Regions from separate parts of the Mus musculus genome. Here all the other regions are linked to region 1. The links are chromatin loops, found by intact Hi-C in ENCODE. Cell type or tissue: left cerebral cortex. All regions are shown on one strand. Region 1 holds the start of Tbc1d7 (TBC1 domain family, member 7). Region 2 has its middle 5.2 kb from the start of Mcur1. Region 3 has its middle 23 kb from the start of Gm20751. Region 4 holds the start of Sirt5 (sirtuin 5). Region 5 has its middle 8.8 kb from the start of Gm20751. Region 6 overlaps Sirt5 (sirtuin 5). Region 7 overlaps Mcur1 (mitochondrial calcium uniporter regulator 1).

Evidence for each region. Hi-C counts contacts between places; a loop is a spot of excess contacts. Peaks named below come from ENCODE experiments on the same cell type or tissue, not always from the same donor. Only the 100,000 strongest peaks of a DNase experiment are listed, where the experiment ranks them.
Region 2: it touches region 1 in a loop (3-fold over the local background); 22 of 42 quality-filtered maps call a loop at or near these places.
Region 3: it touches region 1 in a loop (9-fold over the local background); 24 of 42 quality-filtered maps call a loop at or near these places.
Region 4: a loop joins it to region 1, with 2.7 times the contacts of the local background. A loop is called at or near these places in 2 of 42 quality-filtered maps.
Region 5: a loop joins it to region 1, with 7 times the contacts of the local background. A loop is called at or near these places in 24 of 42 quality-filtered maps.
Region 6: a loop joins it to region 1, with 2.8 times the contacts of the local background. A loop is called at or near these places in 4 of 42 quality-filtered maps.
Region 7: it touches region 1 in a loop (4-fold over the local background); 17 of 42 quality-filtered maps call a loop at or near these places.

The regions. Positions count from the first base shown.
Region 1 is chr13:43,170,994-43,174,993 of GRCm38, forward strand. It overlaps Tbc1d7 (TBC1 domain family, member 7), which reads right to left and starts at 508. Exons shown (of 8, transcript NM_001252639.1): 1 at 316-508. It overlaps Gm40929 (a long non-coding RNA gene), which reads left to right and starts at 829. Exons shown (of 4, transcript XR_873309.3): 1 at 829-849; 2 at 2,591-2,698; 3 at 3,634-3,785. In left cerebral cortex, CTCF peaks have their summits at 1,538 and 2,445 (motif pointing right); DNase peaks (open chromatin) are centred at 494, 1,489 and 2,460; H3K4me3 peaks cover 1,267 bases; H3K27ac peaks cover 1,086 bases.
Region 2 is chr13:43,563,414-43,567,413 of GRCm38, forward strand. No RefSeq gene overlaps it. Among named protein-coding and RNA genes, the nearest start is that of Mcur1, 5.2 kb to the left of the region's middle. In left cerebral cortex, a CTCF peak has its summit at 2,145 (motif pointing right); a DNase peak (open chromatin) is centred at 2,130; H3K27ac peaks cover 1,239 bases.
Region 3 is chr13:43,738,132-43,742,131 of GRCm38, forward strand. No RefSeq gene overlaps it. Among named protein-coding and RNA genes, the nearest start is that of Gm20751, 23 kb to the left of the region's middle. In left cerebral cortex, a CTCF peak has its summit at 1,708 (motif pointing left); a DNase peak (open chromatin) is centred at 1,702.
Region 4 is chr13:43,363,609-43,367,608 of GRCm38, forward strand. Sirt5 (sirtuin 5) reads left to right here and starts at 1,927. Exons shown (of 9, transcript NM_178848.3): 1 at 1,927-1,936. In left cerebral cortex, CTCF peaks have their summits at 1,854 and 3,061 (motif pointing right); a DNase peak (open chromatin) is centred at 1,925; H3K4me3 peaks cover 1,259 bases; H3K27ac peaks cover 1,029 bases.
Region 5 is chr13:43,723,628-43,727,627 of GRCm38, forward strand. No RefSeq gene overlaps it. Among named protein-coding and RNA genes, the nearest start is that of Gm20751, 8.8 kb to the left of the region's middle. In left cerebral cortex, a CTCF peak has its summit at 2,323 (motif pointing left); DNase peaks (open chromatin) are centred at 2,046, 2,299, 3,085 and 3,582.
Region 6 is chr13:43,370,888-43,374,887 of GRCm38, forward strand. Sirt5 (sirtuin 5) reads left to right here. Exons shown (of 9, transcript NM_178848.3): 3 at 945-1,078. Among named protein-coding and RNA genes, the nearest start is that of Sirt5, 7.4 kb to the left of the region's middle. In left cerebral cortex, a CTCF peak has its summit at 2,192 (motif pointing right); no DNase peak of the experiment used is centred here.
Region 7 is chr13:43,544,667-43,548,666 of GRCm38, forward strand. Mcur1 (mitochondrial calcium uniporter regulator 1) reads right to left here. Exons shown (of 9, transcript NM_001081059.3): 6 at 3,985-4,000; 7 at 1,022-1,075. Among named protein-coding and RNA genes, the nearest start is that of Mcur1, 14 kb to the right of the region's middle. In left cerebral cortex, a CTCF peak has its summit at 2,383 (motif pointing right); a DNase peak (open chromatin) is centred at 2,375; H3K27ac peaks cover 750 bases.

The sequences.
Region 1 (4,000 bases):
TCATTTTTGAAAAAAGCTATTTAGAATTTAGAATTGCCTTTAAAGAGTTCCACGGCCTCTTCATAGCTGTTAAAAAAAAAAAACCCAAAGATTAAAATGCAATCTGTAGTTTGAGGGCTCTTTTGGTTTTTGTATTTTTAAGCATTCGCTGCCCCTGTCGTCTATCGACAGCATTCCTGGGACTGCACTGTGATGGCACAGGAGTCGCCCTGAAAGATGCGCTGTCAAATCTTGCCCAGGTGACTCCACCTGCGGGAAAGGTGCCCACAACCCAGTGAAGCCCCAGGCCCCGCTCTCCCGGTATGCACGCTTCACCTCGAGTAGAGCAAACACACCCGGCTCAGACTCAGAGATCCGGGAGGCGGCGGAGAACCGGCCCGGCAACGCTGTGCTACCGGCAGGCAGACGGAACCATAAGCGTCAGGGCCGAGCGAGCGAGGGGAGCGATGCCATGAGACACCCGGCCCGGCCCTCTCCGCCTCTAACTCCCGCCGCCGGACGTGACGTCGCCCCGGATGCGCGTGCGCAGAGGACATCTGCTGGGAGTCCCACCCACACGTGGATGTTAACCGGGTGAAGCTGAAGCCCTGAGAGGTGGTAGCGGCCGAGTCTGTGCGCCCTTGAGTATCCACGTCTGTCCCTCTCACCTCGATCCCGAAACCCTGGTGATCGTCTCCCCTTCGTTCAGAGTGCTTGCTTAGGGCACTCTTCTGCCCCGTGGAAACCGGGATCCCTCAGGCGGTGTTTCTTCCACCTCGCCCGGTGGAAAATCGGAAACGAGCCTTTGCTAATCGATTGGGCTGCACTTCTTCTTCCAAACGTTCCAAGTGACCATGAGAAAGCAAATCAGTTAAGTCCTCAGCTATTAAAAACTGAGTGATGGGCAGGAGAGATAGCTCGACAATTAAGAGCACTTACGGCTTTTGTACAGAACCCGGGTTCAAATCCCAGCACTCACGTGGTGATTCACAACCATCAATAACTCCAGTTGCAGGAATTCCAAACTACCCCTTCTGATTTCTGCCAGTACGGGGCACGCGCATGGTGCTCATGCACGCAGACAAAACCTTTATACACAAATATTTAAAACTTAAAAACAAAAACTTATTGGTCCCCCAATGATCAAGGAGGGATAAGCAAAACCATTTGTTCATCGTTTACTGTGCAAAGGGGCAGTTGCTGCCATTTGCCTTTTGGCAGCTACTCAGACCTAGAATGCCAAGCGCGCAGTCAGTTAAGGCTGCTTGCTTGGGGAAGCTGCGAGCCGCTGGACAGAACTGGGGCATCCTGTGTGATTTGTCACGGAGAGCATGTTCTTTGTCCATCCCCAGGTGGCACTGAGTTGGAAGCAAGGACTGAATTAGGGAACTATTAGGAAGATATAGCTGTCTGGGACGGACTACTGATTCGTTTTTTGGATTGTTAGTGCCAATCTGGCTCACTCACATTGTAAGCCCTTCCTCCCGAGGTCTCTTCAAGTATTTTTATCACAGTAACAAGCCAAGGAGGTAACACGGCCGCAGTGAGGCGCTGTCCCCATGAGTGTTGGGAAATTACTGCAGAGAAAGCAGTACCTGGGCCGGAGAGTTAGGGATTTTTAAGGCTGTGAGTGAGTGCAGCTAGTGGTGAAGTCACATGCTGAGCTGGCTAATCTTACCTCAACCTGACACAAGCTAGAGTGACTGAAAGGAGGAAGCCTCAAATGAGAAGACACCTCCATGAGACCCAGCTTTTTCTTAATTAGTGATTGATGGAGGGTCCAGCCTATTGTGGTGGCCCCGGGTTCTGTAAGAAAGCAGGCTGAGCAAGTCATGGGGAGCAAGGCAGTAAGCAGCATCCCTCCATGGCCTCCGCACCAGCTCCTACCTCTGGGTTCCTACCCTATTTGAGTTCCTGTCCTGACTTCCTCCAGTGATGAACAGGTCTGTTGAAGTGTAAGCCTCATAAACCCTTTCCTCCCCAACTTGCTTTTTGGTCAGGCTGTTTCATCACCGCAATAGAAACCCTCAGATAGCATACAAAAGGGCCTGGGTCCACGCCAATTGCCACTTTTTAAAGTACTCACTAAATCATAATGGCAGGAAATGACAACCTGGACATGTGTGTATGAAATGGAAGTCATAGCATATTTGAGACTCCACTCCAGTCTGGGCATGTCATGGGGCACAAACAAAAGGAGAAAGTAAAACGGTTTGAGAATTGACTGTTAACATTCAGTTGTGGGAAGGCTGGGCTCTATGTGGTTGCATTTGCAAGCAGCACCCAGAAGCTGCTGCGGGTTGTATGTCCATGTCAAAGTGAAGGGCGGAGGTGTGAAGGTGCCTCGAAAATGAATTCTAGGATGCTTAATCAAATCTTAAGCAGAATGCACGTCAGGGATCCCCACCACAAACGTGGCATTTTACCAGCCCGGCAGCCCCAGGAACCCAGTACCCTGTAATTCTCAATAGAAACAGCAGAGGGCAGCAACAGCAGTGAGTTCAGATAGGCGGCACATTGTCCTGTAAAGGGGAAAACCAAACTGCCAAGGCAGGCTGGGGATTTTGTCTCCACCAACCCAGTAGGCCACAGGTCCGTCCTCACCTTGCAGGTAGAAGTTCCTGAACAAAGCATAAAAGGACCTCTGTTCACCAAGCAGAAAGGACACAGAATGTCCCCGAGAGGCTCATGTGTGTGGATGTTTACCCCACAGTTGGAGGTATGGTCTAGGGGAGGTTTCAGACCTGGAAAGGTGGAGCCTTTTGTGCAGAGGGGATTTTTGAGATTGGAGGTAGGGTAGAGATGGGTGTTTGATCTTCAACTGGAAACTGTAAGATACGGTTCGTGTTGATTAGCTGAAATACATTCTGAGGAATGATGCCTCAATAGACATTTTGAAGTTGGGAAAATATAGAGCATACTAAACAAAATAAGATAATTAAGATGTAACTGGGCCACATAATCTGTTTTTCTAAGCACCTTAACTCTGTAGACCAGGCTGGCCTCAAACTTGTGGTCTTTCTATCTCAGCCTTCCTCCAAGTGCCAGGATTATGAGCATGCGCCACCACACATATAATCTTACGGAACCATTGTCCTGTGTGCTCTCCTCGTGGACCTAGCAGGTAGTGCAAGGCTGTACTTACTGCTGATGACCCAGTTCAGTGGTATTTAAAGAATGGGCCGTGAACCAGTCTGTGGGGCAAGGATGGCCTTTTAGAGTAGGCATGGAGGTCTTTTATAGCAGTTTGACAATTATTTTATGTCTATTGACATATAGTAACCAAAATTGGGAGTTTATGTTTTGTGTGTCTATTATTTCAGTTTTCTAGTAGGTGATGGATCATCATTGGTCTCAGGATCAGACAAAAAGCCCTGTTGTTGAGAGTGTATAGAGAAGTAAAAATTCATAGGAGATACATACATGCATATATACATACATATCTTTATATATGCTTTCATGAAAAAAAATAAACCCATAACAATTGGTTGTTTGAGCACAGTGTTGGCCTACACCTTTAATCTCAGCACTTGGTAGGCAGAGGCAGGCAGATCTCTGAGTTTGAGGCCAGCCTGGTCTACAGAGCAAGTTCCAAGACAGTCAAGGCTATGCAGAAAAACCTTGTCTCAAAAAACAAATGACACTGGCTTTCAGTTCTAGAATCCAAGACCTGGTGCATGCTAGTCAAGCGCTCTACCACGGAGACCACCTGCAGCCCAGCACAGTCTCATGAACAGGGAAGAGCTGCTTAGTTGACTCTCGGGATCATCAAAATTAAAATGCAATCAGAGATCAGCACTCAGAAGGTAAGCAACAGAGTCGTCACAGGTTAAGGGCAGCCTACGTCACATAGGGAGTTCACGAAAGACTGGTTTGGTTTCTTATAGATGTTATTTAGGGATGTGGAATGGAAATTTAGAAATATTGCATTTATAAAGAGGACATGAGCTGAATTTTTTTCAAGGAAGACACAAATCAGAGGGGGAAAGATACAGTGCTCTTGATTTTCTTGGCGGGAAAT
Region 2 (4,000 bases), 390 kb after region 1:
CTTAAAACAAATCTCTCAAAAAGTTAATAAATAAACGAATATTAATTAAATTAAAAATAGACAAATATAAAATTTAAATGGACCACAAAAAATTAAAGAAGAATGAACCATGACTTAAGAAACACTTCAAGAAATGTGTGTGAATACAATGTAGCTGGGTTCAAATTAACCAAGGGCAAGGCATTCTCTCCTCTTCCTGGACAGACAGTGTTGCGTGCTGACAAAGTACCCACACAAGCCCCTGGATTCCGTGACTAACCTGTATCACAATGTTAAAGACAATGAATAGGATAATAAGAAACAGAACACATTTGGTCCTCTGCAGGGATGGGATGTGGGTGTGGGTAATAATGTTTTCCAAAATATATATTTTAATAGTATGTTAATAAAAATAGTCTTTGTGTTTATATCTATTCCATAAATTCATTTTTTCTCTTATTTCAGCAAATCACTATGTTATAGTGTGAAATTTTTTTTTACATAATTTATTTTCTTAAACTAGGGAAAACTACTTAAACTCCTTAAAATTATGGAATAAAAAATTGAACACAATTTGAATGACTTACATCAAAAATATTAAGTATAAAAATACTTAAATTTATAGTTTTAATAACTTACATAAATTTCCATTAAAACTATGAAACATTTTATTAAAGGACCAAATAACTGCAATTATCAAAATTATTCCAAGCTGGTATTTCTATTTAATATTTTAAAAATTTCATGCAACCTTTGGGCAGTGGTCATGCCTTTGATCCTAGCCCTCTGGAGGCAGAGGCAGGTGGACTTCTGAGTTCAAGGCCAGCCTGGTCTACAGCATGAGTTCTAGGACAGCCAGGGCTACACAGAGAAACCCTGCCTCAACGTGCCCCACCCCCAAAAAAAGCCCCAAAACCCAAAATCATGCAATCTTGGTAAATTTTTTACACTGAAATACTGTAGCTTCAGTGTGGAGTGTCTGTGGTGTGGTCTCTCTAGTCAATTAGATAAAAAATTGGGATCATGATCTATCTATGCCATGTCTTGCTAAACACTGAAATGTTGCCAAGATGTCATGTGTCACACCTGTAAACAATGCTCTAATTTTCTTTGTATCTGCAAGACCAACAAATTAGATATAAAGATAAGAGAGAAAATAGACACTTGGCCTTCCAGGAATCAATACTTTGTTAGGCAAGGATCTATTGCTTTGTCTAGTGGTCTATTGATTGGCCTTTCCTTGCTTGGTGTCTTCCTTCCTTCCTTTTATCACAGACATGCTAGGAAGCGGGTAATGCACCATGAACATTTGTTATATGTTTTTTTTTTAATCATCATCATCATCTTCTTCTTCATCATCATTATTATTATTTAGTGTGTATGGATGTTCTGCCTTCATATATGTCTGTGCACCAGCCATATGCCTGATGACCGTTCATCCTCTGGAACTGGAGTCACAGATAGTTGTGCGCCACTGAACCAAACTTGAGTCTTCTGCAATAGCTCTCAACCTTTGAGCCATCTCTCCAGCACAATTAATCTACCCTTGACACGCCCTTACAGACACACCCAAAGGTTTGTCAGCAGTTTTCAATCTGTAGGTCAGGACCCCTTTGGAGGGGTTGAACGATCCTTTCTCAGGGGTGGCATATCAGATAACTTGCATATTAGCAGCAGCAAAATTATAGTTAGGAAGGGGTAAGAGAAAATAATTTTCTGGTTGGTCACCATAACGTGAGGAACTCTATTAAAGGGTCACAGTATTAAGAAAGTTGAGAACCACAGTCCTAGGTGATTCTAAAGCCAGTGTAGTTGACAAAGGAAGTTAAAGCATACAGTATACATGTAATTTTTACCCTAAATATTTTCCAAGGGAGGCTGGTTAATTTCTTCTATGTGGAGCTTTCGGAGTTAGAAGACTGACAGCATTTTGGAAAAACTGAGCTATCCCACAAGCCTCTGGAAACTGCAGCTTTCATCCTGGAGACCTGTGTTCATTTTGCCGCTGGCCACTCAGTGTGGATTTATGAGATTTCTCCAAAACATCACTTACATAAGGTATAAAACACCACCAGATGCTTTTGAATTTTGCGAGGATAATTATAGCACAAACAAAAGAAGGTCTTAGTCATCCCTCACTCTCCCTGCAACCCTAAATCTGTCCACCAGGGGGAGCGTTCTCTCACTCTCCAGGACGCCAAGTCCCCTGTTGGTTGTGAGCTCCCTTCATGTTCCTTCCCGCAGCACCAGCTGGTAATTCCAAAATTTCTCAAGAATTCATTGTGTTTAAACATTCTCCGTGTTCCCGTGCTTAAACTATTTCGAACTTAAAAGACATATCGTTCCCTTTTGATGTTTCCAAAAGGGTGTGCTTGCTCACGTTTCCACAAGAGGAAAAAGATAAACTCGTTGAAGACAGGGAACACCATTTCATCCAGGTTTGCCCAGTTTTGTTTCTGGATAGGCTCACGGAGCCTCATTATGCTTCTCTGGTAACAGATTGGGGTATGGGAATGTCTAACTTCCAAAAGTTAAGATTAAATGGCCTGTCCCGTGTTATTTGAGAGCATGGGCACCCATAAAGACCCCACACCGAGTCTGCCAAGAGTGATACAAGTTTTATTTTAAAGAGATTGAGATCATGAGCCGTCCATCACTCCTGCAGTACACGCTCAGTGAATAGAGGCTCGCTTGATGATTTATACTGTATAAGAATTCAAAGAGCCTCAGGTAAGAAGAAACGTATAACTCTACAGGGTATTATACCCTTCAGAAATGTCTTTGTGCATATATGTGTTTGTGTGTGGGTGCGCATATATGTTGGTGATGTGTATGTGTGTGCCTGAATGTGAAGCGAGTCGTCCTTTGTGTGAGGCAAGGTCTCTCATTGACTTGAAACTTTGCCAAGTGGGCTAGGCTCTTTGGGCAATGTTCTCCAGGGACCAACCTGCGTCTGCCTCACATCTCAGTGTTGATAGGTCCAGGGAACCATGGGGTTGGCCTGGCCTAGCTGCGCTGAGAGGCATGCGTCATAGGTTTTTCAGGTTACAGTCCCTGGCTCCTTGGGGTACAACATGTCTTTCGGTTCCTGAGCAATGATGCCCTTTCTCAGACAGTGAAACATTCAGGCAGCTTTGTGTGTTTTGTATGTTCTCTTGGAAGTCAAGGAAGCACGGAAGCTTGACAGGACAGTTGGTCTTAGCCATTCGTGTCCTGTACCTTTGTACGGCTTGTAAACTGTTGTATCCCGGCAACCACAGCTACTGTTGATCCTGGCAATTGCCATTTTATTCTGTTACTGAAAAAAAAAAAGAAAGAAAGAAAGTCTGATGGCTCTCAATAAAATTGTCACAGCCTCAGTCTTGCTGGGGCTCCTCCAATCTGAGCCTGGTTTCACTCGGATGACCCTGGCCCGATAAGTAAGCGAGGGTGCTCACTGAAAGGGTTACACACCGCTGCAGGCAGCAATTTACACTGGCTTCACGTCTGCAAGGCAAGAGTTTCACTCACAGCCATCTCCCCAGCTCCTAGAATGTTCCTTGAGACATTTTAGTTGCACATAACAGTATAACTTGAGCTATGATAGCTTAAATAAGTAGGGATTTATTTACTCTTTCAAAGCACGATTAGAGATTGACGGTTCAGGCCTGAATCGGTGCTCCACAATGTCCTGAAAAGACTCCAACTTCTGTTCTTCGCATCTGTTTTGTTTAGCGTTCACTTTTCTTTTAACAAAATCATTTTAAAATGTGTATCTGTGTGCGCGCGTGCACATGAGAGCTCACACGGAGGGGGGGTGCGGGGGGGGGGGGAGGAGGGGCGGGGTGCGGAGAGGCAGGGCATGAAGAGGCCGGATGTATTGGATCACCTTAGAGCTAGAGCTACAGATGGCTGCGAGCCACCTGACATGGGTGCTGGGAACAGAACTTCGGTCGTCTGCAAGAGCAACAACGACGCATCTCTCATGCTTTCCGTTCTCAGGCTGCAGGATTCATGGGCACAGGACGGAGGCTGTATCCCC
Region 3 (4,000 bases), 570 kb after region 1:
TCAGGACACTTGAGATTTAGGGTGGTAAAGTGGCTCATTTATTCTGTTGACAGACAGTGTCCCTGTGTAGCTTAGGCAGTCCTCAGACTCACCTCTGCCTCCCCGCTCTTCTGACCACCAGCATCCCCCTCCACACATGGGCGGAGACAGGGTAGTCCATAGAGTAACATGACAAGGTTGCAGGACCTGGAAGAGGCTTAGAGTTTTACATTTAGTTTGGTGCTCTCTCCTGCATAAAATTATCTCATCTCAAAGACTTCTGTAGACTTTCAGCAAATCTAAATAACAAGCGTGTCATAGCGCAGTTAGAACCAGCGAGGAATACAAAATGCACAGAGGACACTTCGTCCTTCTGTTATCCAGGTCGCAAAAAATAAGCACAAGTCTCAGCCCACAAACTGCACGGCAGTCACGGGATAATGGCATTCCAGCTTTCCACTGGAATTTTTTCTTTAAAAAATTTTGTATGTATGTATGTATGTATGTATGTATGTATTTAGAGTCTGTGTGTGTGTGTGAATGCCCTTGTACGTGCACCAAGTAAGTGCAGAGCCAATGGAGGTCAAGAGAGGGCATCAGATCTCCTAGAACTGGGATCAACAACAACAACAACAACAACAACAACAACAACTGGTTCCGGAAAAGGGAAATTGGGGATTAAAGAAACTCTGCTTAGCAGCTCCATAAACGCTTGCTTCTAAGCATCTACAGGGATTGCAGCAACTGCCTGATGTTCCCAGAGGGCAGCGTTTCTGTCACTCCTTAGCTCTCTGATGAGCTGCTAAAGAAAAGAGCCCCAGACACAGGGTCTTCATCCTGCCGTCCCCAAACACACAGAAACGCAATCGTTCCCCACTGTGTCTAAGGATGCCAGACAAAAGCGAGGGGCTTTGTACAGTGTATATTTCTTTTTTTCTCATTTGAAGATTCTGTCATTTTCTTTTGATATTCAAATTTGAATTTCCGTGCAGTTGATTGTCTCCAGAGTCAGGGATAGAAGACCAGCATGCAGTCGCAGACTCGGGTTGAGAGCACTGAGCAGAACTTCCGTGAGGAACAACTCTGCCGACTTAGAGCACGTCTCACTTCCACTCATCAACAACTTTCCTAAAAGAAAGGTCACTGTGACTATGCCACCACACAGCACACCCTATGTACACTTCATGAGGCCTCTTGTTCTAGGGGAAGAAAAATGGCTTCCCCCAAACAGAGCTGGCTCATACTTTAAAAATAAAAATAAAAAACCCATTTTATTTTGCTATTAGTTGATTCCTTAAGGTAATGGAGCTAAGAAGAGCTGATCTCACCTTCTTCTATTGGTCTTTCTTTCAGGATGCTTTGAGTTATGTTCTTATTCACTTTTATCTGTGCTACAAATATTCTGGAAAGAGAGAGAGAGAGAGAGACAGAGAGACAGAGAGACAGAGACAGAGACAGAGTCACACAGACACACAGAGAGACAGAGAGAGAGACAGAGAGAAAGAGAGAGCATGAAAAGAGAAATTACACAGGTCCCCCAACATACAACTCCCTACAATGTCCCCTCTCTACAATGTACCCCCAAATCTATCTTTCTTTCTCCAGCACAGTTGATCACTGGCTAAAATTGTGAGCCCCTCCCCCAGTCTCAGGACCCAGTACAAAGCAGCTGTTCTTAGGGTTCTGTGGCAAATCTAGAGCTGTGTGGCGCTTTCCTGCCACCTAGCGGTGGTGTAGTGAAACAGAGCCTGCAGATCGAGCCAAACAAAGCAAGCCAAACATACTGAGCAAGCCTGTTCAAAAGCGAGCCCTGTTGGTCTGTGCGGCTTAGATCGGTATTAAATGGTGACTTTCGAACTTGTAGGTTTTCTCTTCTAGAAGCCAAGGTTCCCATTTATGAAAGTGGGTTGTCATCCAGTAGTATTACAACGACAAAGCTCAAATTTGGTCACTCTTAAAAGTTGAGAAGGTGAAGGACAGTGCAGGCCAGACGTCAACATTTTGGAAATGAGCCTTTGTAATGGTAACTAACCACGTGCCGGATGAGGGAACCGAAGACCAAGGCGTTGACAGCTGTTTCAAGTTCAAATCATTAGTGAGCACTGCTGGCATGGTTGGAATGCGGGGGCTCGTTTCTTCCTTCCCTGACAAGAGCAACTTGAGGAAGAGGGGCTTTTTATTTTGGCTCAGAGTCCATCATGGCGGGAAAAGCCATGACAGCCAGAAAGTGAAGCAGCTGGTCACGCTGCATCTGCCATCAGGAGTCGGACAGTGACAGATGCCGATGCTCTGCTCACTCTCTCCTTTTTATCCCGGGACCCTGGTTCACGGAGTGGCACAGCCCATACTTACAATGGGCCTTCCCACCTCAGCTAACCGAATAAAGAGTTTCCCTCACAAATAGGCCCAGAGGTTTGTTAAGAATCAACATTAACTTTCCCTTTTACCAGATGTCAACCTGGAGGAGGGTCCTGCAAAGGGTCAATTATTGTGATAGTTCAAGCAAAGGTTACTGCTGTTAAGACCTAGTTTTTGTGTGTGTGTGTATATATATATACACACACATATATATTCATGCATATGCAAACAAAACAGCTATATGCAAATATATGCAAATAACACACACACATACACACACGTTTTCATGTAACCCTGGCTGGCCTAGAATTCACTCTGTAGGTCAGACTGTCCTGAAACCTAATGAGGATCCCCCCCCTTTCTCAGTCTCTCTAAGTTTAAGTGACCGCACTAGGGTTGAATCTGAAGGATTTGGAGCTAAGTTCCCAGAAACAGGACTGGCTATCCTCTCCTTCAAACACATTCTTTTCTCCAGACAGCACATGCTTGTCAGATAGCAGCTGAACCAGAGGGAAGGGTCTGTGAGAGGGACCGGCAGGGATGCTGATCTACATGGGAAGAGCTATCCAAAGAAGCAGACCAACTGCAGCCTCATTAACAGTGTTCCTCACCCTGGGGGATGGGCAGAAACTATTCTCATGATGTAGACATGTGACCCAAACACAGGGAAATAAAGACCCTCCCTGTTGTCTTTGTTGTAGATCCTATGGGGGAAATCTGTAAATTTGTTCCTAGAGCAATCCTTTCAAATGTGTAAAAGGACATAGAAGTATAAAGGACATGCAAATAAAGTTAGTAAGTTTATATATATATATTATATATATACATACACACAAATACACACACACACATATATGTGTGTGTGTGTATATAATTGTATGTGTATTTAGTTCTGCCTGAAAAACAAAATCCACAGACGCAGAGGTGCAATATTTAGCAATAATTTCCCATGGTTCTAAGTGCTGAAGTCTGATGTCAAGTGCCAGCAGATTCATTTCCTGCTGAGAGCCCTCTTCCTGCCTTCAGAAGGCTGCCTCGTATCTGACCCCATCCTTACTCTTCAAACAGAGGGCAGGTCAGGAGTTTCTTCATCCTTACAGGGGCTGCACCCTCTTGGGGGGAGGTCTTATCTAAATCTTATCTAATCATCTCTCAAAAACACTAGGGTTAGCTTTTCAACAGAGGAATCTTGAGTAGCGGGCAGGCTAGTGATGAGACACATTTCAGCCAATGACAATAACAGCGCACTGAACAACTAGTTCTAGTTTCTGGATGCCCTGTCCATGGACCTTGGCTTAATGAATCCCTGTAGCAGTGACTCTAAGAAAATTCAGTAGTGTATAGTCACTGAACTAAATCATCTCCTAGAACATGCCCAGAGAAGCAACCCTGGCTATACAAGTAAGAGTCCTGAAAGCTGCCCATGCTCTCAGGTTTGTCTTTCTCCAGCATCCTCTGGAGTTTGAACTGGAAGGTCACGTGTCAGCTGAGGACCTGTTCTGAACTCAGGTCCTTTTCTTACCCTGTAGCCTTAGTGAAAGGGTAGACACCAGCATTACTTAGGCAAGCTGGCTCCTCGGCCTGAAGCTGCCAATCCCGCATGGTTCTCATGCTTTCTTTGTTTCCTGCACATAACCAAAAGCCCATGATCTGCATTGACGAG
Region 4 (4,000 bases), 190 kb after region 1:
CCATTTCTTGTCCTCGGACACTTTTTTGGCCACTGATTCCAAAATACCGAGGAAACATTGTAGCTTAGATTTTTTCAAAACCTACTTTTAATCAGGGTTCTCAAATGCTTTGACCCTCCTTCTAGCCCACAGTTCAAAGGTTGGGGAGAGAAAAATAGCAAACAAGACAAGGAGATGTGGACCTGTTTAGAAGTGGTTCTTTGGGGGTGATTCCAATCACTATTGTCAGGACACCAGCAATATAGTTCTGTAGTGTCAGGATACCAAACACAAATCAACAGTGGCAGCAGGATCCAGCAGAAACCACCAGGCCTACACCAAATTGGATCAGCTGGGACACCGGGAAACGTTCTTTGCCGTAACTCCATCAATGAAGCAAAGATCAGCAAAGGCTGGAGACCAATGAAGCATTGCAAAGCTAGCTAAGCAAGCATCTCACCCCATTCTGTTGAGTCCTATTTATACTCTCTTCAAAGCTCTTGGTGTCCTTCCATGGATCTTGCCTCAGCAAGACACCATGTGAGTCTGCATCACATGACACTACCTGAAATTTCCACTTCAGACCATCTCTTGTGTGAGGTGAGGTTGGGAAAAGGTGGCCTTTCCAAGCCTAGAAGAAAGGTTAGAGTGGCCGGAGCATCAGAGCTGGGATGTGGGGGAAGTCTCCTGGACTTTGATGAAATACAGCGTCTCAAACAACAATATGAACTAACCAGTACCCCGGAGCTCTTGTCTCTAGGTGCATATGTATCAAAAGATGGCCTAGTCGGCCATCACTGGAAAGAGAGGCCCATTGGACTTGCGAACTTTATATGCCCCAGTACAGGGGAACGCCAGGGCCAAAAAGGGGGAGTGGGTGGGTAGGGGAGTGGGGGGGGTATGGGGGACTTTTGGGATAGCATTGGAAATGTAAATGAGGAAAATACCTAATTAAAAAAAAAAAGAAAGAAAGAAATGGCAGACCCCGTGGGTGATGGAGGGCTACATATGCAATAAGAAGCTGAATGTCTCTCCCTGTCCTCCACGTATTGATAGTAAAGAATTAACGTGTGTGGCAGTTATTGTCACAAGCATGAAAAGCAACTGAAGAGCTGGAGATGTAGCTCAGTGGTAGCGTGCTTGCATAACACGAGAAAGGTGCAGGGTTCAACATCTCCAACACCAAAAGAAGAGAAGAGGGGGAGGGGGAGGGGGAGGGGAGAGGAGAGGCGAGGAGAGATTTTTTGTTTGTTTGTTTGTTTTGTTTTTTGGTTTCTCTGTGTAGCCCTGGCTGTCCTGGAACTCAACTCACTTTGTAGACCAGGCTGGCCTCAAACTCAGAAATCCGCCTGCCTCTGCCTCCCTAGTCTAGTGCTGGGTTTAAAGGCGTGCGCCACCACGCCCAGCGACATTTGAGTTTTAACCTGGGAAAGATAAATGTGAACTGTTTGCTCCCAAATTCTCGGATTATTTCCCTTTCTGGTTCCCTGGCTCCATCACCAATTGAAGTATTAGAAAAGCCATGCTGATGAGCCTGACCAGAGAAGTCTGTCCCTAAAGCTAGTCGATCTTGCACCAGCAGTAGTGATCATAACCTCTAGGTTGTGTTGGAGCAGTTTGGGCTAGCCCGGAACCGACTCGCCAGGCCACAGATTTTCAGGGGAATCGACTCTGATTTTGCTAAGCTCTGTGCTGAAATTGCATCCCCCAGTGTGCTCAAGGAGGCCACAGAGCAGGCGGTAGGTAGTTCTTGACCTATTTGGGCAGTGGAATGAGCCTTGGAAGGTCACAAAGACACATGCAAGTCGCCTCTCCTTCCACTGACTCGTGGTCCCACCAATAGTATGTCGCGCTCCGGGTCTCCGGCAGGGGCCGCTGCAGCCAGGGCTTGGCACCAGGACGTGGAGCGCCCCGCCCCAGGCCTCTCCTGCTCCACGGTCCCCACCGCTTTTTGCAGGTGCGTGTCTGGCACTGGTGGGGGTCTGGGCTTTGTTTCGGCTCCGCGCGCCCCATCCCGCGCATGCGCGATGGGGTGCCGGTGGGGTCGGCGGCGACGCTGTGGTTGGCTGGATGGGCCAGGCGTAGGAGTGAAACCTAGGGGAGCAGCTGGGCCCGGGAAGGCAGTGACCGGAAGGAAGGGCACTTTGGCTAAGGTGACAGGGACGGGTTGTAGTGGTGGCGGTGGGAGTGCAGAAAGGGTAGGATCACGACACAACCTGAAGGTGGAGCCGGCAGGATGTGGTGATCGTGGCAGCAGAGAAAGGGGGAAAGGTCAAAGCGCAGCCACGAGCCGGGAGGATGGTGCCCCAAAGTTTTTGAGAGGGGGGCAGGGTTGGGGGTAGCGCACTTTTCAACTCTGGGAAGATGGGAGCTCAGGAGCGACAGCTGCAGAGGTGGGCCGAAAACCCTCCGAGGGTGGGGGCTGGAGGGTGGGCACGCACGTGTTGGGAAAGGTGATCAGCTGGGTTCCAGGCTGTACCCTTTAGGTTAGAAGGCAGGTAGCCCTGAGCAGGTATGAGCGGAGAGGGTTGGTGTCAAGGCCTGGGACTCTTGGGGTGCTGATCTCATTTGGGAGCTTTTGGTGTCCAAAAAGTCTTTATGGAAGGCCTGTGAACGTTTCTGCAGGACAGTTGCCATGCACTCTGCCCTGTGCCTACTCCTGCATTTCAGTTGGTAGTGTATATTGCTGGGCTGCAGTGGGGACTTTTGATAAATGCATGGATTATATATAAGAAGAGATAGCTAAGCTGATTAATGTGTCTGTCATCTCGAAATTTTTTAGTAAGAACCTTACGAGTTCACTCGTTTTAAAGTTTTGAAATGTGCATCACTTCATTATCAACTTTGGTTGCTGTGCCCTACAAAAGACCAGTCAAACTTGCCCTTGACAGACATCTCCATGCCCCCATCTTGTTCCCCACACCCAGCCTCTGGTGACCACCATTCTGTTCCTTTCTATGCTCCTCGTGTGAAATCGGTCCACCTGCCCTGCTCTGCTTAGCTTATTTCACTTAGGTTAGCAGGGTCATTTTTTTTTAAAGATTTATTTATTATATGTAAGTACACTGTAGCTGTCTTCAGACACGCCAGAAGAGGGAGTTCTCCTCACGAATGGTTGTGAGCCACCATGTGGTTGCTGAGATTTGAATCCAGGACCTTTGGAAGAGCAGTCGGTGCCCTTAACCGCTGAGCCATCTCCCCAGCCCGAGAACTTGTTCTAATATTGTATTGTGTGTGCACAGGCTACACTTGCCTTAGTCCTCTGTTGATTGCCACCTAGATTGTTTCCATGTGGGTAACACCAAAATTAACATCGAAGTGTAGATACCTCTCTCCTGCCCACATTGACCTTCAATCCCTTCATAACAAGCTCGGAGGGGCTTGCTAGAGTACGTGCTAATTCTGGTTTGAAGTTGTTGAGTGATCTCCATATTGATTACCAAAACCGCTATGCTAACTGACATTCGCAGTATCTCAGTTCCTTTTCATCCACATCCTTGTTAATGTTAGCTTTTGTCTTTTTGATAACTAGCCAATTCCAGCAGATTTGTGCTGATAGTTCATTGTGGCTTCATTCCATGGTCCCAGTGTCTTCCTTTGAGAAATACCCACTCAGGTACCCTGCTCAGTTCTAAAAGTAGGTGGCTTTCTTGCCACTGATAGGCCTTGGTGCTCTGTTAAATATAAGCCATGCCATAAAACACCATCACCAGGTAAGGTTCCATGTGACCACAGTGAATGAGGACAAAAATCCAGACCACTCAGTAATCCTGTCTAAGTCACGAACCCAAAAGCCTGCTGCTTTTCAAGAATCAGATGACCAAAGCAAAACATTCCCACACATAAAACAAATAAACCTAAATAAAAACATCTCACAACTAACACCCTTTAGTTTCTCCATGATTTGTGCTGCCTGGAAGACACTGACAGTCCACATAAGATATTCACTCACATAGATATTGAAACCCTGGCTTCCCTTCATATCTCCCTATATACTATTTCCTACCCACACCTAATTCTT
Region 5 (4,000 bases), 550 kb after region 1:
ATATCATTTCTGAAACTGGTGATAAAAGCCAGCGAAGCTAGAGGGCTTACTCAGGCTCTCCCTCTTCCTTCTCTCTCTTGCTCTGTGTGTGTGTGTGTGTGTGTGTGTGTGTGTGTGTGTGTGTGTGTGTGTGTGAGAGAGAGAGAGAGAGAGAGAGAGAGAGAGAGAGAGAGAGAGAGAGAAAGAGAAAGAGAGAGAGAGAGAGAGGGCAGGCATGTGTGGAGACCCAGGTTCCTTAGGAACCATTTGTCTTTCTTCTTGAGGCAGAGCATCTCACTAGCCTGGTCTCACTGTGTAGTAGCCTAGGCTGGCCAGCGTGCTCCAGGGATCCTTGCATCTCTGCCTCCTAGAGTTGGGATTATGAGCAAAGGTCACCACACCCAGCTTATTTATTTATTTTTTTATTCCCAAGAATAAACTGTTTAGCTCTGGCTGTCCTTGAACTCACTATGTAGACCAGGCTGTCCTTGAACCCATGGAGCTCTGCCTGCCCAAACACACCGAGCTTGTTAATGCCAGTTCTGGGGCTCTGACTCGGGTCATCCAGCTTCCATGGCAAGTGTTTTCCTGGCGGAGCTATCCGCGCAGGCCCAAGCTTTCTCCTGACTTCACTCTCTGAGTCTCTATCCTATCAAAAATGGTACGGGCATGAGTCCCCACCTTGTTAACTAGGTTGTGGAGAGGGGAACATAAATAATGTGCAGATGCTAGAACCCAGCACAGAATGCTAAGCGGAAATCCCAGGAGGCCATTGCTATGAGCTCAGCTCCTTCCCTAGGCCCTCCCCCCCACTTCACACCGGGTTATAATTTAAAATGGAATCACTCATGCCCAAGGCCTTCATCATCAAGCTGAAACTAAGCTGTTTATCCGACCTCTCAAGGAAAATGAGAGATAAGAGCCAACTATCCGAAACAGGTCAGTTTCAATCCGCATGCTGATGAATTTACATTGGTTTTAATTTTAATCCATACACAAAGACGTGGCCTGAAATAACCCTGTTATCCAGTCTCTCTGTTCTTGTTATTCTGTCCCCTTGTCCCACCTTACAAAGGACGGTGACTTTGAAACGATCAGCTTTTTTTCTGGTTCTTTATTTCTGTCTATTAAGCCAACCTCTTCTCAGGTTATTGAACCAGACATCCTATTTTTTTTTTTTTTTTTGATTCTGAAATTAAACCCAGAGCCAATTAAGATGCTTAAATTCCATTGTTGTGACATTGCCCAGGGACAATAGAAAGTACTCAAGTACTTGAAAAACATTGTTGGTGTGGACGTAGGCTATGTGGGGTTTGTTGTTGTTTTGTTTTGTTTTGTTTATTTTCAACATCTGCGGTCCTGTAAGCCCCTAGCAGAAACCCTGGGAGAGAGGTGGTAGTGCCCACCATTGAGGGATTCACTCAGTTTGCACCAAGAAAAGGGCAGGCCAGTGAAGATGCCTGGGAAGATACTCAGGCTCCTCAGTTACCGCAGGGACATTGAAACGATGGAGAGATGACACCTTAGAGCAGGGGGTTCTCAACCTGTGGGTCCTGACCTCTTTGCAGGGTTGAATGATCCTTCCATAGGAGTTGCCTAAGACCATTGGAAAACACAAATATTTACATTACGATCCACAACAGTAGCAAAACTATAGTTGTGAAAGTAGCAACAAAAATAATTTTATGGTTGGAGGGGTGGTCACCACAACATGAGGAACATTAGGAAGGTTGAGAATCGCTGTCGTAGGGTGTGTGTTAGAGCAATGCAAAAATGACCACCATAGGCTAATTGTTGGAGATTAGAGGTGGTTAAAAGAAAAAAAAAACAGTTTCCCTGCCTGTGAAAAATCAGCTTTTCCAACTACAACCATGATGGAACCCATAGCACACCCACAACAGCTGAGGGATTCATGGGTCAAATCGCCAGGTGGTTCAGTAAGATGGGTCAGCCAGGAACACGCTCAAAATGAACTCTCTTCAGGCTGTGAGACGCAACTGAATTCTGATTTCTGCAGGGGAATGATTTATTCCGCTTCACAGATAAGCCCCGAGAGAATTGTGTTGGTTTTGTTTCCATACTGATCTCTATCTTCTCTTAAGCTTGACTACCAAGTCTCTGCTCAGAATTCCGTTCTCACATAGCATTCTTATGTTAGCATATCGGGTTCTTATGGCATAATGTCAACTTAGTAATAAAAGGCTACTCAGAAGTGTGTGAGGAAGTGTATGGCTCGCTCACCTGACAAGGGCTGGGCTGTTTCTGCTCTGCCTGAGGTCATTCCTCCTAAATGCTGCATCTCAGACCCGTGTCTTGCTCTTAGCTGCCCTCTAGTGGTCAGAACACAGACCCTGCCCCCAATGACTTCCCTGAAGAAAGACAAAATAATGACCCACATTCATAGATAATCAGTGGGTACTCAGCGCTCACCTGGGTCTACAGCTTATGTCGACATCACGCTAGAAAATCTTGCTTTTTTAGAAAAATGGGTGAAAAGATGAAATGGGTGTTGTTTTGTTACGTTTTTAATTGTAGTGGCCAAGGAGATGACTGAGCAGGTAAAAACAAACAAACAAACAAACAAACTCGATTTACTTCCCTTCCAGGAGACCCAGGTTCAGTTCCAGAATCCAGGTGGTAGCTGACAGCCATCTGTCCTCGGGATCCAGCATATCCATTGATGCCTCTTTCTGACTGATCTTTAAGGCCTCATGCATGCATGCATGCATGTGGTGCACACATGCACATTCATTCATAAGCACACACATGAAATGGATAAACCCTTTGAGCCTAAACACATTAATCTAATAATATGTGATTGGGAAGCAATGCCTTGGGAACTCAGGCGCCATCTTTGACTTAACATCCAACCATATACCTGTTCTGGGTCACTAGTCCCAGCATCCCCTGTTCTCTAAGGGATCTTGGCCCGCCTATTCTACTGTGAAGTACTTGCAGATAGGCCTAGGAGATAAGGGTCACCTGTAAAGATCCGATGTCCTGTCTCCTGTGAGTTCCGTTTTCTGGGTCTGGGACAGGGAATAGAATTAAAGAGATGGATGAACCCTGATCACTGGCTGCCTTCCCCACCCAAGACTACACACAAGATACAGGAGTAAAGGGACTTTATTATGCTAAAGCCAAACGGTAGCTTTTCCCCCACACAGTCAGCTGGGAGATGGCTCTGCCACCTGATGAAAGAGACATCCCCATGTCTGCTCAGGTACTGACCTTCCTGCTGTTCGGCACCTGCTCTGGGGAACCTGAGGCCTTTTGAAGTCCTGTGCTCAGGATCCCGCAGATCCGGGCTGTAGACTGTGCTAATTGCTCTCACCTTAGGGTCGTCTACCTTTTATCCAACGTGTGGAGGAATCAGGGAGTCCTGTCAACATGCACACTGAATGCCAGCTCGTGAAGCTTGTGCCAAGAATCCGAAGCTCCGTGAAGATTAATTACTGGCTGTCTCTGTGGTCTCTCCATCGGTCAGACATCTCTGTTTCTCCGGAAAGCTAATATAGATCTTTCACAAGGGCCAACTTTTCCTCTGGTTGGAGGCCCTGCCAAGAACGTCTTCGACACATAGGGGACACTTCAGTGGGAGAGAGCATGGGGAGCTGCCAGCAATGGAGTGGGGGAGAGGCAGAGGGTGGCACTGTGCCTGAAGAAAACATCACATGACCTCTGGGCCAGGCCATGTGGATCGCTCTCGTGTGGTCCTCCCACTTGGAGACAGACAGAGCCCAGAAGTGTGCTTGTTAATAGACATATGGTTGGTTACAGGGACCTTACCTCACTGGACTTAAATTAATTTTTTATGCTGTATTCTTTAGTTAATTCAACAAAGACTTCAACAAATTGGGAAGTAAACAAAGATAAGTAGAGCAGGATTTGAATCTCTGAAGGCTAACCAGTATTCACCATGACATAGACGATGCATTTAGACTTAGCTAATTGAATGGGCTTGCCTTCCTCTTTCCCTCCCTCCCTCCCTCCCTCCCTCTCTCCCTCCCTCTCTTCCTTC
Region 6 (4,000 bases), 200 kb after region 1:
CGTCTCCATGGGCCACGGTGCTGAGAGGGCTTTAGCGTGATTTCCACAGGGCACGCGACTAGGACGAGAATTTTAGATATTTGGTACCTACCTGGCCTCAGTTCAGCCTGGTCATAAACACAAAGGCGTTATCTTGACTTTCCACAGGAAATTTGGATCCATGAACCTTTTAAATCTCTACATCTGTGCTCTACAACAGGCTATGCACACCAAGCAGCCCAGGGAACTGTGTATAGAAAGACTAAGTATAGTAGATCACAAGGAGGTATCGAAGTGAAGCTGAGATGCTGAGCCAATGAGTGCCCAAAGCTCTCGTTTCCTGGAGAGGCTGCCACGCACCCACCCATCAAGTGTATAAGCTTGTATCTTCATGATGCAGGAAATGTTTTTAAAAAACGTTTATATTTATTTATTTAAGGGAGAGGGACATGTGTGTGCCATGGTGTGTCTCAAGGTCAAAGGACAACTTGTAGAAGTCCCATCTCCTAAAACCACGTGGCTTCCAGAGATTGAACTCAGGTCATCAAGGCTTGGTGACAATGCCTTTCCTCTGAGTCATCTCGCCAGCCCTGAGGAATACTTTTTATTGGAATATCCAAAATATATATATTTTTTAAGATTTATTTATTTATATGTGTGAGTGTTTGCCCGTATGTTTGCATGTGTGTGCCTGCTGGCCACAGAGATCAGAAGAAGGCACCAGATCCCCTGGATCCGGAGTTGCAGATGGTTGTGAACTGCCATGTAAGTGTTGGGAACCGAACCCCCGTTCTCTGCAAGAGCAACGAGTGCTCTTATTAGCTGAGCCGTCTTTTACTATTGGAGTATTGTACAGTATACTTTTTCTTTTTTCTGGTGTTAAGGTTCATGACATACAAAGGTGATATGGAATATGAATGTCCAGCTGGCACTCTGGATTGACACGGGTTTTATTTTCTGTTTAGATATGGCAGACTTTCGGAAGTGTTTTGCGAACGCCAAGCACATAGCCATCATCTCGGGGGCTGGCGTTAGTGCGGAGAGTGGGGTTCCCACTTTCAGAGGCGCTGGAGGTTACTGGAGAAAATGGCAGGCTCAGGTTAGTAACGCTTCCAGAACACCAAAGGCTTTTCTGAATGAAGCTTTTACGGAGTTCCGATCCAGCATCCACACAGAAGCGCAGGGGCCGTGCTGGAGACGGGCAGTGACCATTTTCTCCTCTTGGTTTTGCTGTCAACACAGTCTCTATCCCCGATGACTACGGGAGCAAATCTGGGGCCGGGCGATACGGAAAAGCACTTGTGTGAGCATCAGGCTTGAGGACCTCAGTCTGAATCCCAGCACCCACAGAAAGGGCTGGGCAGGCACGGCTCCGCATGCATGAAACCCAGCCCTGGGAAGGGGAGACAGGAGGCTCCTGAAAGCTTGCCGAGGCTACACAGCAAGCTTCTAGTTCACTGAGAGACTGTGTCTCAAGGCAAGAAGGCAGAGAAAAATAGGAAGATGCTCAGTAGTCTCTGGCTCCTGAATACTTCTGCTTCATAGGTGTATGCAATTGCATACTTATGTGTATGAAACACACACACACACACACACACACACTTCACCCCAGAAAGGGAGCCCCTGACAGACCAAAGTAATGAGTGTACCCACTGTCCAATTTGGTGACGTAGTGAGTCTTTTATTGTAGTTACTAACGGGAGTATGAGTGTGTGTGTGTGTGGGGGGGTGTTACTTATAAGGAGTGGGATAATTCATCAGTTGGATTGCTGGAAAGCTTGCCTCAACCAGTGTGACCCCAAAACTGTGTCCTATGTGGTACAGAGGACCCCAGAGCTTCTCTACACGGCTTGCAGGCAGCTCCGCAGGGAGCGTCTTTCTCTCTGGGTGGTCGATCTCACCTCGCGACAATTGTTTACTCCCTTCACGCTGAGGTTGGGTCCTCAGATGTAAAGCTAAATATACGAAGATAATTGGAAGTTAAGTATTAAACACTATAAAACTTCTGTGAAACTTGTTGAAGGCTCAGAGCTTGGTGTTTAAACAATGACATGAAGAACACTGCAACATAAGTTCTGTGGGGTTGAATGAATTTATTATTAAAAAGCTTTATTATTTATTTGATCTTCTTTATGTGTATGTGTGTATCTGTGTATAGGTATATGTACATATGTGTGGGTTCCCAAGGAAGCCAGAAGAGGGCGCTGGCTCCCCTGAAGCTAGAGGTACAGGCAATTGTGAGCCATCTAGTGTGGATGCTGAGAACTGAACTTGGGTTCTCTGCAAGAGGAGTGTTCTTAACCACTGAGTTCTCTCTCCAGTCCTGCTTGGCTGGTCTGTTGTTTTATTATTTGGTTATTAGTTTGTTAAAATAGACATGGATGAATGTACCCATGTTTAGCATACAGTTCAGTGAGTTTTAGCAGATGGATGAAGTTGTACCGTCAATACCATGGTTTTAAGTCAGGACATTTCTGTGTGATATACTATCCCTGGTTAGGTTTCTGAAAGACCATGGTGCAACTTGAGGAAGTAAAGGGTTCATTTCATCTTACAACTCTCAGGTCACAGTTCATCACCGAGGAAAGGCAAAGCAAAAGCCCAAGGCAGAAACCTGGAGGCAGGAATTGATGCAGAGGCCAAGGGAGGGGTGGGGGATGCTGCTTCTTATATCACCCAGTACCAACCACCCAGGGGTGCCACTACTCCAAGTGGGCTGGACTCTTCCATATCAATTGTTAATCAGGAAAATGTCCTACAGACTTGCCTACAGGCCAATCTGATGGAGGCCTTTGCTCAACTGATCTTTCTTCTCAGATGACTCTAGCTTTTGGCAAATCAATAAATAAATAGCCACTACACACCTATATACAGCTACACACACACACACACACACACACACACACACACACACACACAGACACACACAGACAGACAGACAGACACTATACATATAGCTACAGGTACTTATAAACAATACATATATACATGCACATGTACACATCTGCACATGTTACATGCACATAGCCACAAACTATACATATAGAAGTCCTCTCTGTTTCTTTAAGAGATATCTGAGATGTTCGGCTTATAAAGAGAAAAGGTTGATTTTAACTCAAAGTTTGGGAAGTTTTCGTCCATGTTCCATTGGCCCTGTGGCGTTGGGGCCCGTCTTGAGAAGACACATCATGGCCATGAGCATGGGGAACACAAAGCAGAGCAAGGCTATGGCTTAGAACCAAAAAAAAAGATGAAGCGACAAGGGCCTCTCACGATGCTTCGCTTTATCCCCAGTGACCTAAGCTCTCCCATCAGGCCGAAGCTCTCTTCTCAAAGGCTCACAGCTTTTTGCTTCCACCAAACGGGCGGGCAGCCGTATCTCCCACAGCTGGGCCTTGAGAAGATAGTGCAGATGCAAACGATAGCACTATTTCTTCAGTTACGTTAAAATCCATAGTCTTACATGTTTATTTCATTTCTATTTTTAGCTGTGTGTATGTGGGTGGGAGTGGTACATACGTGCATATGACGCCCTCTGAGAACAGAGGAGGACATTATGTCCACTGCAGCTGCAGCTACAGGGGAGTGTGCATAGCCTAATGTTGGCCCTATGCTTGGGCCCTCTTAACTGCCTAGGCATCTTTCTCATCCTGGAAATCCCTAGTTTTAGAGAGCGGCAAACTCCGTGTGTTGGATCCATTGTGATGCTCCCAGCCCCAGAATGCTGGCACACGATGCAGGCTTCAGACATTTTGGTTGTTTAGATGAAGACAAAATGAACCACCTTAGTGCGAGCCTTGCAGCTGTCCTTTCCTTCCTCCGAAAGGTTGAAGCAGGTGAAATTGTGGGATGCTCTGGCATTCCTCCCGCCCAGGAGGGGAGAAGGGAATAGAGAGCCTCTAGAGTCCAAGAAGAAAGAAGGTTCCCAGAGGCATCCCTGGAGAGCAGCAGCCAGTGGCAGGAAGAGCTTGGGCGGGGGTGGGGTGGGGGTGGGGGTGGGGGTTGGGGCTGCTCCAGTGTC
Region 7 (4,000 bases), 370 kb after region 1:
CTGGTTTGAGAATTGGAGCTGGGACTTAGTCTTGGCTCTGATGTCCTCAGGTCACAGTGCACTGCCCAGGGCCCTTAATGTCCCCTGTCTCAGTTTTGTTCTGTTTGGAAAAAGGGGATTAGAAATGAAACAAACCAACAGCCCATCACTGGTCTTGCCCTGTAAGAGCTATCCAGAGACTCAAGGGTGATGACCTCCATGAAAAAGGTTTTGAGAACCAGAGACTGCTTAAGCTGCTGTGGCGTTAGGAGGCCAGACTGGCCTTGATGGTACTGATGTGTGGTCCCTGGCTAGCCCCTGAAGGGGACGGTGGACTCAAAAGTTCTGCCGACACATGAACACGGCCTTAGATCTGACAGCGACAGTGCTGTCTTGATACTATTTCTAGTCACATTGTTCCAGGCTGTCTTCTCGCACAGGTCAGACATCAAGTATTTTATTAACATGAGGCACAGCTACCAGGGGCTGATTTATGTCCTTCTCCAAACATAAGGCAACTCCAGGCAGCACATCTAACCCTCAGTGGGCACTGACCCTGGCTGTTATCCTGATGCGTATAAACACTGAGAATATTTTACTAAAAATTCAAGCACAAGTAGTTTCTTATGGATACCAATGTGGGCAAATAATGAGGAAATGAAGCCATTCCAGAGAAAGGTCCTCTTGTCTTACAGATGATCTGGAAGCACAGGCCCCAGGCAACACAATATGGGTATCACCCATCCCATAAGCTACAGACACACTCTCCTGCTAAGCTATGTAATATATACAGAAAGAAACACACACACACACAGACACACACACACACACACACACACGCATCTTTAAAACATGATACTAAATTATGCACATAAAATTGTTATTCATGGTAACTGGTAACTCATGCATATATTTTACAAAGAAAAAGATCCCCAACTAAATGTGCACATCGTCCTGTGACATGCCAGACGTTGGTTAAAAACTAAGCACAGGGAGAGGCAAAGACGAAAACAGTAGCAGAAAATCCAACCTAAGTCCTTACCAGCGACACTATTTCAGTCCTCAGTTCCAGCATCTTCTTCTCGTTCAGCGAGTACTGAAACAAACATGCGGCATGCTTAGAGTCTCATCCATTCCTTCCGGTGCCTTAAACACGCAGTCCTCACTGTGTCCTGGAACATCTAACAGGAGACCGACACCCTGATCACTGTTGCCCGCCTGCTCTTTCTCTGAAGTTTAAGCTTCTTATATTCACTGACTGTGTGGCTGGCTTAATATCACCCGGGCACAGCTAGAGTCATTGGGAAGACGGATCCTCCGTTGTGAGAATGGCTCACCAGGCTGGCCTGGGGGGCGTTTTCATGATTGATGTGGAAGGCCCAGTTCACTGTGTTGATGGTTGGGTTCTCTAAGAAAGCAAGCTGAGCAAGCCATGGGGAACAAGCCAGTAAGCAGCATCCCTCCATGGCCTCCGCATCAGCTCCTGCCTCCAGGTCTCTGCCCCGACTTCCTCCGATGGTGACTACAGGCTGTAAACGGAAATAAACCCTGTCCTCCCCAGGCTGCCTTTGGTTATGGTGTTTCTCACAGCACCAGAAAGAAACCAAGGCATTGATGGTGTGGTGTGTGGCCCCTTTCCACTTCTCTTCTCTCTTTCTTGTTTTATTTTATTTTTTTAAAATCTCTTGGCTGTGACATCACTGGGTCCTGCCTACGATTAGAACAGCATTTCTTGAGTCCCATGAATATGGGTGTAGATCTATGTGCCTTCGGGTTTGGAAGGGCTGATAAAGGGGAGGGGCACCATTTAATTTAGGAATGATACTCCCATAACTACAAGTATGACAGACATCACTGACATTTATAGAAGCAGTATAATATTGGGAAAAAATAGCTCAAGAAATATAACTCTGTAACAAGATATATTACTGCTGTAAAGAATAACATGGATGCACGAGACCCAGCAAGGCTTCCCAGGCTGTCTTAACAACACTCAAAAGAATCTCTGCTGTGGGAAACCGCAGCCCAACGTCCCTGAAAGCTGTTAGCTATTAATGCTAGGAAAAAAAACTTAGTACTGCTCTGTTGACAATAAAATAAAAATCAGACATGTTTCCATAGTAATGAGCATTAGTATCTAACTTAGCAAAGGGCAACCTGTACAACCTGTAGTTTAAAGACAACAATGTTATCAGGAAAAATGTTAGATGCCCTTCAAGTACCTAAAAATTTATACCTATAAAATATTGTCTTCAAACTACTGGAGCAATCAATGGAAAAATGCAGTGGTCAGAAGTAAAAACACGCCCCCGAACTCTGGAACCCTGAACTAAGGACCAGCCCGTGACCAAGGAACCTAGCTGATTACATAAGTTGGGTTTCAGATCAGTGCAATTCCTCAGATCACCAGCAGAGGGCAGAGTGCAGTGTGCAGCAAATACTCAGGGAAAAGAAAGGCCTACATCTCCACAATGTCACAATTGAAAAAAAACCACATATCTGTGGCTCTATCTCCTGGACCTCTGGACCAGCTGTAGAAATCTGCTGTAAATATTACCACAGCCTATTTTTTTGTTGGCTGTGTTGAGTATCAAGCCCAGAGCTCTGCACATGCCCAGTTAAGTGCTCTTCCACCGAGTCACAACCTTAGTCCTAATTTACCAAAAAGATAAAGAATTCCAATCCCTTGTCTGCGTCTGCATTACGGAGCTCAGACATTTATTAGTGGTGCCACGCAGCCCTGCCTTGTGCTTCAGGGCACTGATGCCGGCTCCCTCCCTTGGTAAATCCTCTACTTTTTATGCATCTCTACTCCCTGGAGCTCTCCCAGTCTCTGAGATATATTTCTTTCCACCCCGGTTCTGCACAACCACGTCACTACCTTCCTAAACCAAGTGAATTACAGCAAAACCTAGCAAAGAGTTTCTCTTTTAGACACTAGTCAAGGAGTTCACGGAAGCTTTCTATAGGCTACGTGACTAGATCCTTGGGACCCCACAGCATCACGTTAGAGACAGCCATTATTCCGGGTAACAAAGCTCAGTGTAACCGCTGAAATGCAAGGCAGTTCAGATGCGATCACACACTTGTCTGAGTTCTAGCTTCAGGCATCACTGGGACATAAGGACTGAAGACGAACTCAGCAGTGACCAGAGCAGGAAGAGCTGTGCGGTTTCCTCTGCATGGGAGCCGTGTCTTGCTACTGCAAAAAAAAAAAAAAAAAAAAAAAAACAAACAAACAAACAAACAAAAAAAAAAACGCTCCACACGCCCTAGCCTTCTTACGCCACAAGTAACAAAGGTACCTTTAATGTTACTCAAGCTAAGGAGGGTCTGAGCAAGAAGATGGGAGAACTCAGACAGGAATAAAAAGTCAATAGAGTGTGGAGGGGTACTGTAGCCCAGGGAAAGAGAGTGTGTGTGGGGGGGGTGAGGGGTCGGGGGTTCTGTGTCACTGGTATCACAGTAGAAAGTATGAAGCCTAGAGTCTGAGTCTCAGAACTGCGAAAAAGCTAAACAAAACAAAAACCAACCAACCAACCCCACCAGAATAACGCAACATCTATCTATTGAAACACACAACTACTCATATCATTTAAAAGACAATGTAGAAATAAGCTTTATCAAAGTTCAATGTAGAATGTAATATGATGGTAATATTACCTAAGTCATAAAATCAGCTAACTTCAGTTAGGGCTGTGGGGATTAAATCAGCATTTAATAGATTACGACTGAGTGTAACTGTCTTATAAACATCTGTGTAACATACACTCTATTATCTTTGAAATAAAAGTTTCAAATTCTGTTTGACGTTTTAATTTAAATGTTACTTGTGAAACTAAATTTAAGTCCTGATCTAGAATGCAATTAGAATTTAAAATCAAGTTGTGAACTCTTACAAGTGTCTAATGATATTTGTGTCTTGCATATAAGAGTAAGACTTCAACAAGCATTCCAGTCTAAAAAGAAATAAATTAATGATTTACTTTTAATAAAGGAACATACCAGTTCTTTTACTCTG